Regions from separate parts of the Mus musculus genome. Here region 2 is linked to region 1. A link is a loop called in an ENCODE intact Hi-C map of the cell type or tissue named here. Cell type or tissue: left cerebral cortex. All regions are shown on one strand. Links, peaks and the distances in the headings refer to the core of each region. The heading gives the core; the rest is flanking DNA.

Region 1 (2,813 bases), core at 45-2,544:
GGGACCTCTCTCTTATGTCGAAAGCATTTCCAGAAACGCATGGTTGTTCTCACAAGGTCTAGAGACCACATCACCTGACACCCAGCTATTTCTGACCTGCCATGTTCTAGACTCCACCACTCCCCCTACTGCCCCAGTCAGTTGGTCAGCCTTGCCAGTCAGTCATCAGATGCACTCACTAGCCCTTCTGCATTGGACATGTCTTGTGTCACCTCACCAGAAAAGACTATGTTTTCTCACATAAGGCCATTTTTTTTAAGACTCCAGCTACTCACCATGACAAGCTATGTGTTTTAGATAATTTTCAATGGACTGTGTCTCCTTATCGGTTTCCAAAGGAAAGATCAAACCTCTGTTTCTCTTCACATTGATCAATGGTTCGACTGCAAGCAGAAGAATTAAATCCTTCTCTGCTTTCTTTGACTGGGGGTTGTCCTGCTTCTGCGAAAAGCATATCCCACCGGTTAAATAGCCAGTTAACGTTGTTTTAACAAAACGGAGACACTAGCAAAGAGCTTTGCATGTGTTACCTGGAGAAAGTGAATAAGCTGTCCAGCTAGGGATTCAAATAATCCCCATTCTTCGTAAGTAAAAGCCAGCTTGGCAAACCTCACAGAAGCACCCACGGAAAGAGCATTCCGCTTCTCTACTACATGCTCCAGGAGACTCGTTTGGGGGAAATCAAGCTTTCCATTTGAACGAACATTTGAAACTAGAAAAGGAGAGAGGAATGTTTGGATGCCGCTCATTTGAGGAGACATGCATTAGATATTCGATGTCAGACACTGTCAGATGCTAGGAAGAGGAGACAGAAAAGGGTGCTGTCCCCAGCCTCACTGTCACTGAGGTTGTAGGCTGGTGGGACACATAAGAAACCTAAGTGAGGGCTGGAGAGGTGGCTCAGCGGTTAAGTGCACTGACTGCTCTTCCAAAGGTCCTGAGTTCAAATCCCAGCAACCACATGGTGGCTCACAACCATATGTAATGAGATCTGATGCCCTCTTCTGGTATGTCTGAAGACAGCTACAGTGTACTTATATATAATAAATAAATACAGTGCTGTGGAGACAAATAAGAAGGGTTATCAAAGGGTAGGTCTGAGGGAGGACTTTCCCTGAGGTCACTCAGAAGAACAACCATGGCATGCTACAGAGATGGTCAGAAGTTAAGAACATTTGCTGTTCCTGCAGAGAACCCAGGTTTGGTTGCCAGCACCCGCGTGGCAGCTTACAACTGTCTGCAATTCAAGTTCCAGGGAATCCGATGGCTTCTTCTGGCCTCCGTAGACACCAGGGCACAAGACACCAGGCACATATATGGTGCACATACATGCATTCAGGCAAAACACCCATACACATAAAACAAAAATAAATCTTTTTTTTTTCTTTTTAGATAAAGGAGTAAGGACTGTAAGAAACTGGCCAAGAGTGAATTAGCTGCATCGGAAGCTCGATGTTAGGAACAAGGAACGTGTCCAGCTAGTGATTCACATAATCCCAGTAGCTATATTCACAGCAGACAGCAGGATCAGCTATGAGCTAAGAAGCATCATCTAACACGGGAAGGCAGAAGGAGAAAAGGCTGCCAAGGAGAGCTTTCAGTGTAAAGAGGAGTCATCAGTAGCAGGTACTACAGACCCTACGGAAGAGTGTGGGGGGAAGCACTGAGTGAGATTCTCTGAGCAGAAAGGAGATGGGGTTTTTCAGTAGGGTAGTAAGAACAGAGGCTGCCTTGTGTATATGATAGTAGAAGGAAAGACTTGGGAGCAGTACACATAGGCAACTCCCATGGCATGTCTGACCATCTCGGTGACATCCAGAAAGAAAATGAGAGAGGATCCAGGATAAAGGGACTGCTTAGAAGAACTTGACGGAAAGGCATGAAGACGTGGGGACGTTCTCCTCCCATTTAAATGAAAACAGGGTACTTGCCAATGAGGTTAAGTTTTAGAATCTGAGTGAATGAGATCAAAAGAATTCTCACTTGACAGGTTTGTTCGTTTTTTTTTTTTTAAATTGGAAATAAAATATTCTGATCCCCTCCCCCCAATTTCTCTCAGAACCTTTCTTTATGAAGACATGGGGCCAAAGTATGGGATCAGAGACTCACTGCCTTCAGGAGGACAGACACACACACACACACACACACATACACACACACACACACACACACACACACACACACACACGTGTGATATAAACTTATATAAACTCCACTCTTTGGGTTAATGTTTTTGAGAAGGGTGGGTGGCCCCATACCTCAACTGGGGGGCTGTGCCTAATCTCTGAATATAGTCTCTACAGGTTCTCTCTCCCCTTTGTTGGGTATTTCAGCTAATGTCATCATCCCCGTTGGGTCCTGGGAGCCTCTTGCTTTCCTGGCATCTGAGACTTTCTGGTGGCTACCCCCAGTTCCCCATCCCCCACAGCTACACAACTGTTCAATTTCCTGATCCTCTGTACATCTCCCCTGTCTCCTCCCACAGAGACTGAAGGAAAGTCCATCCAGAGACTGCCCCACCTGGGGATCCATCCCATATGCAAACACCAAACCCAGACACTATTGCTGATGCCAAGAAGTGCTTGCTGGCAGGAACCTGATTTAGCTGTCCCCTGAGAGGCTCTGCTAGAGCCTGACAAATACAGGTGTGGATGTTCGAAGCCAACCATCAAACTGAGCGTGGGAACCCCAGTGGAGGAGTAAAGGGAATGAAGGAGCTTGCAGCCCCATAAGAACAACAACAATATTAACCAACCAGCCACACACACACACACACACACACACACACACACACACACACACACACACACACC
Region 2 (2,813 bases), core at 262-2,761, 190 kb after region 1:
TATTTGGGGGTATTTAGGGCAGGGCATGTGTAGTCTTCACTGCTGACATGTTTAGGGGACAAGTGTCAGTTATACCTGGGATACTTGATACTGCAGTAAAGTTTATTTTCCTAGACTATAAGTCATTACAATATTTCTTGTGATAAAATGAAGAATAAGCATAAAACACATTGAGCTCACACAGAAACAACAGTAATCTAAAGAGAAAGATTACTAGGGGTCCTTTCCTTCCTTCCTTTCTTTCTTTTTTAAAGAAACACCATTTTTCCTAGGAAATTTGGGACCAATAGACTGATTATTTAGTCTTTAACATTTGGTTTTCTTAAAAATGAATTATTGCCCTTCAGGCCTGAGTTAGGCAGCTTTGTTGATATTTCATGGGTGTGGCTTCCCTGACATTTCAGGGAGGTGTCCTCTCAGCAGATTTCCTGTTCCTCCCGCTTTTTCACTCTTTCTGTCCCTCTTTGGAGTTGTCCCCTGAGCCTTAGGTGCAGGAGCCGTGTCATAGATGGACCAGTTGGGGTGGGGCCATGTGCAGGGTCCTCCTTCTTCTCTTGGTCTCTATGAGATTCATTCTTGTCATATGTATGTGAGCGATTACAAATTTGATAATTTGAGCCGGGCGTGGTGGCGCACGCCTTTAATCCCAGCACTTGGGAGGCAGAGACAGGCGGATTTCTGAGTTCGAGGCCAGCCTGGTCTACAAAGTGAGTTCCAGGACAGCCAAGACTATACAGAGAAACCCTGTCTCGAAAAACCAAAAACCAAACAAACAAACAAGCAAAAAAAAAAAAAAAAAAAAAATTTGATAATTTGATGTGCTGTCCTCTATATACCATGCATATCAAAGAAAATGATATCCAGTTGCCCTTTATTAACATGAAATTTAAAATAAGTGATAGGAGTATAAGATTTTTTTTTTGCCTTGGAAAATAACTTTTTATTAAGATATTATTGCAGACAGCTTATGACTGGTGAGCACTTGAGGTTCGCATCGTTTCTGTTTTTGAGTCAGGGTCTCACTGTGCACCTACATTGTCCCCAACATCATGATCATCCTGCCCCAGTCTCTTGAATTCCATGATTATAGGACAGAGTCGCTGCACCTGACCGTGCCTTGTTTTTAATCTGTAAATAAACACCTTTCCATTTTCTCAGTGTTGGCTTACAGATACGGTAAATGTCAGTAGCCCATGTAAATAGAAGCACTTGGCTTCTTAAGTTTGACGCGTTTATGCCAGATCCCGAAAGCTGGAAGCTGCCTCTGAAAGGCGCCCCCATATGCTGACCACAGCTGACTGCTTTTATTATCTGCTCGGTGACTTCACTAGCCGCTGGTTAACCTTTTAGCTGATCTGATTTTATGCGACCTGAAAATAAAACGCAGTAATGTGTACTTCGCTTTTAGGAAGTAAACTTCTATATTGAAAGAACGTTTTTAGAGTAGCTTTGATTTTGAGTTATATACTTAGAATTTGAATTATTCTAATAAGCTATGTTAGTAACAAGTTAAAAACTCATTCTTACTGAATGCTGGATTTGCCCTGGCTATTCATGGACATTTGTTTATTTAGTATGTTGTTGTTTGTTTGAAAGGGATTTGCTGTTGGCTACCTGAGATTGAAGCAGATGCTACAGGTTAATTTTGTATGCTTGTATAGATCCCGTCTCTACTTCCTGAGCATCATTATGTCATTCCCTTACACTTGCCCCTGCACCCACTCCCTCGCTTTGCCAAGCTGCTTTTTGTGCAGCTTGCGTGGAATCATGCAAAGGGTGTGTCAAAGACCATGGGAAATTTTTATCTGAAAGTACTTTGAATCTAGTATTTCATGCTTTTAGCCTCCAGAAAGCAAATCTCACAACACAGTCATCATTTTCTGATTCTTGGCTTGTTGTTGTGTTGTTGTTGTTGTTGCATAGCAAATATATATATGGCTTCAAGTAATGAATGTTGTTTACTTTTGATTATTTCTGCTGTTAGTTGAGCCTCCCCCACCCGTACTCCTCCTTGATGGTGCTGGGATCACAGTGAGAGACTTGAGTAAGATAGGCAAGCACTGTCTCTGAACTACAGCCCTACCTTCTTTACTTACTCTTGATTCCTTTGAAAATGTCAATATTATAGTCAGTAAAATTCACAAAAAAGCAAGGTCACCGTGGTATAGTGACTCAAAAAACCAAGGAAGAGGAATCAGAGCTACCCTACATCTTGCTAATTACTAAAATGTGTGGAAAAATAATTCGTTGGGCATGACTGTATCAAGCTGGAATGCTAGGGTAATGATTTGTAATTAAAATAATGTCAGCATTACATTATTTTAATGAAGTGTTGAATTACTACTGTGTATGACATTTTTCTTCTTCAATTTTTTTTCACAAGATACATAAAGCCTTACATAACAGCAATCTTAGCATAAGTACCCTTATTACTTGAAACAAAATATATGGTAAAAATAAGGTTATGTTTCTTCAGATGTAAACTCAGTGACTACAGTCTAGAGGCTATGGGGAGCTAACTCTCCACCAGTGGCAAAGCAAAAAGGTTGGGAACCGGTCTGTCAGTCTCTGAACACAGTGGAGCCCATAGGGAACCGGTCTGTCAGTCTCTGAACACAGTGGAGCCCACACACGGTTGACAGGGCAGACAGTTGCTTACAGCAGGTGGCATTATCCCAGAGTATCAAGGCCTCTTATTCTGAAGTTATTCACATCACTTACATCATTAAAATAGACAAAGACTGCTGAATTTTATTCCAGGGAAATCGCCTAATAGGTTCAAGGAAATTGCCAGTAAGCTCCAACTGATTGTA

Evidence for each region. A loop is a pair of places that touch in the nucleus more often than their neighbours do. Peaks named below come from ENCODE experiments on the same cell type or tissue, not always from the same donor. Only the 100,000 strongest peaks of a DNase experiment are listed, where the experiment ranks them.
Region 2: a loop joins it to region 1, with 2.3 times the contacts of the local background. A loop is called at or near these places in 1 of 42 quality-filtered maps.

Annotation. Positions count from the first base shown.
Region 1 is chr10:93,038,538-93,041,350 of GRCm38, forward strand. Cfap54 (cilia and flagella associated protein 54) reads right to left here. Exons shown (of 68, transcript NM_001347060.2): 10 at 531-712; 11 at 276-441. Among named protein-coding and RNA genes, the nearest start is that of Gm40739, 35 kb to the right of the region's middle. In left cerebral cortex, for the core only: no CTCF peak of the experiment used is centred there; a DNase peak (open chromatin) is centred at 1,541; H3K27ac peaks cover 17 bases.
Region 2 is chr10:93,229,088-93,231,900 of GRCm38, forward strand. All of the region lies in intron 10 of Cdk17 (cyclin-dependent kinase 17), which reads left to right. Among named protein-coding and RNA genes, the nearest start is that of Gm32551, 54 kb to the right of the region's middle. In left cerebral cortex, for the core only: no CTCF peak of the experiment used is centred there; DNase peaks (open chromatin) are centred at 1,763 and 2,594; H3K27ac peaks cover 567 bases.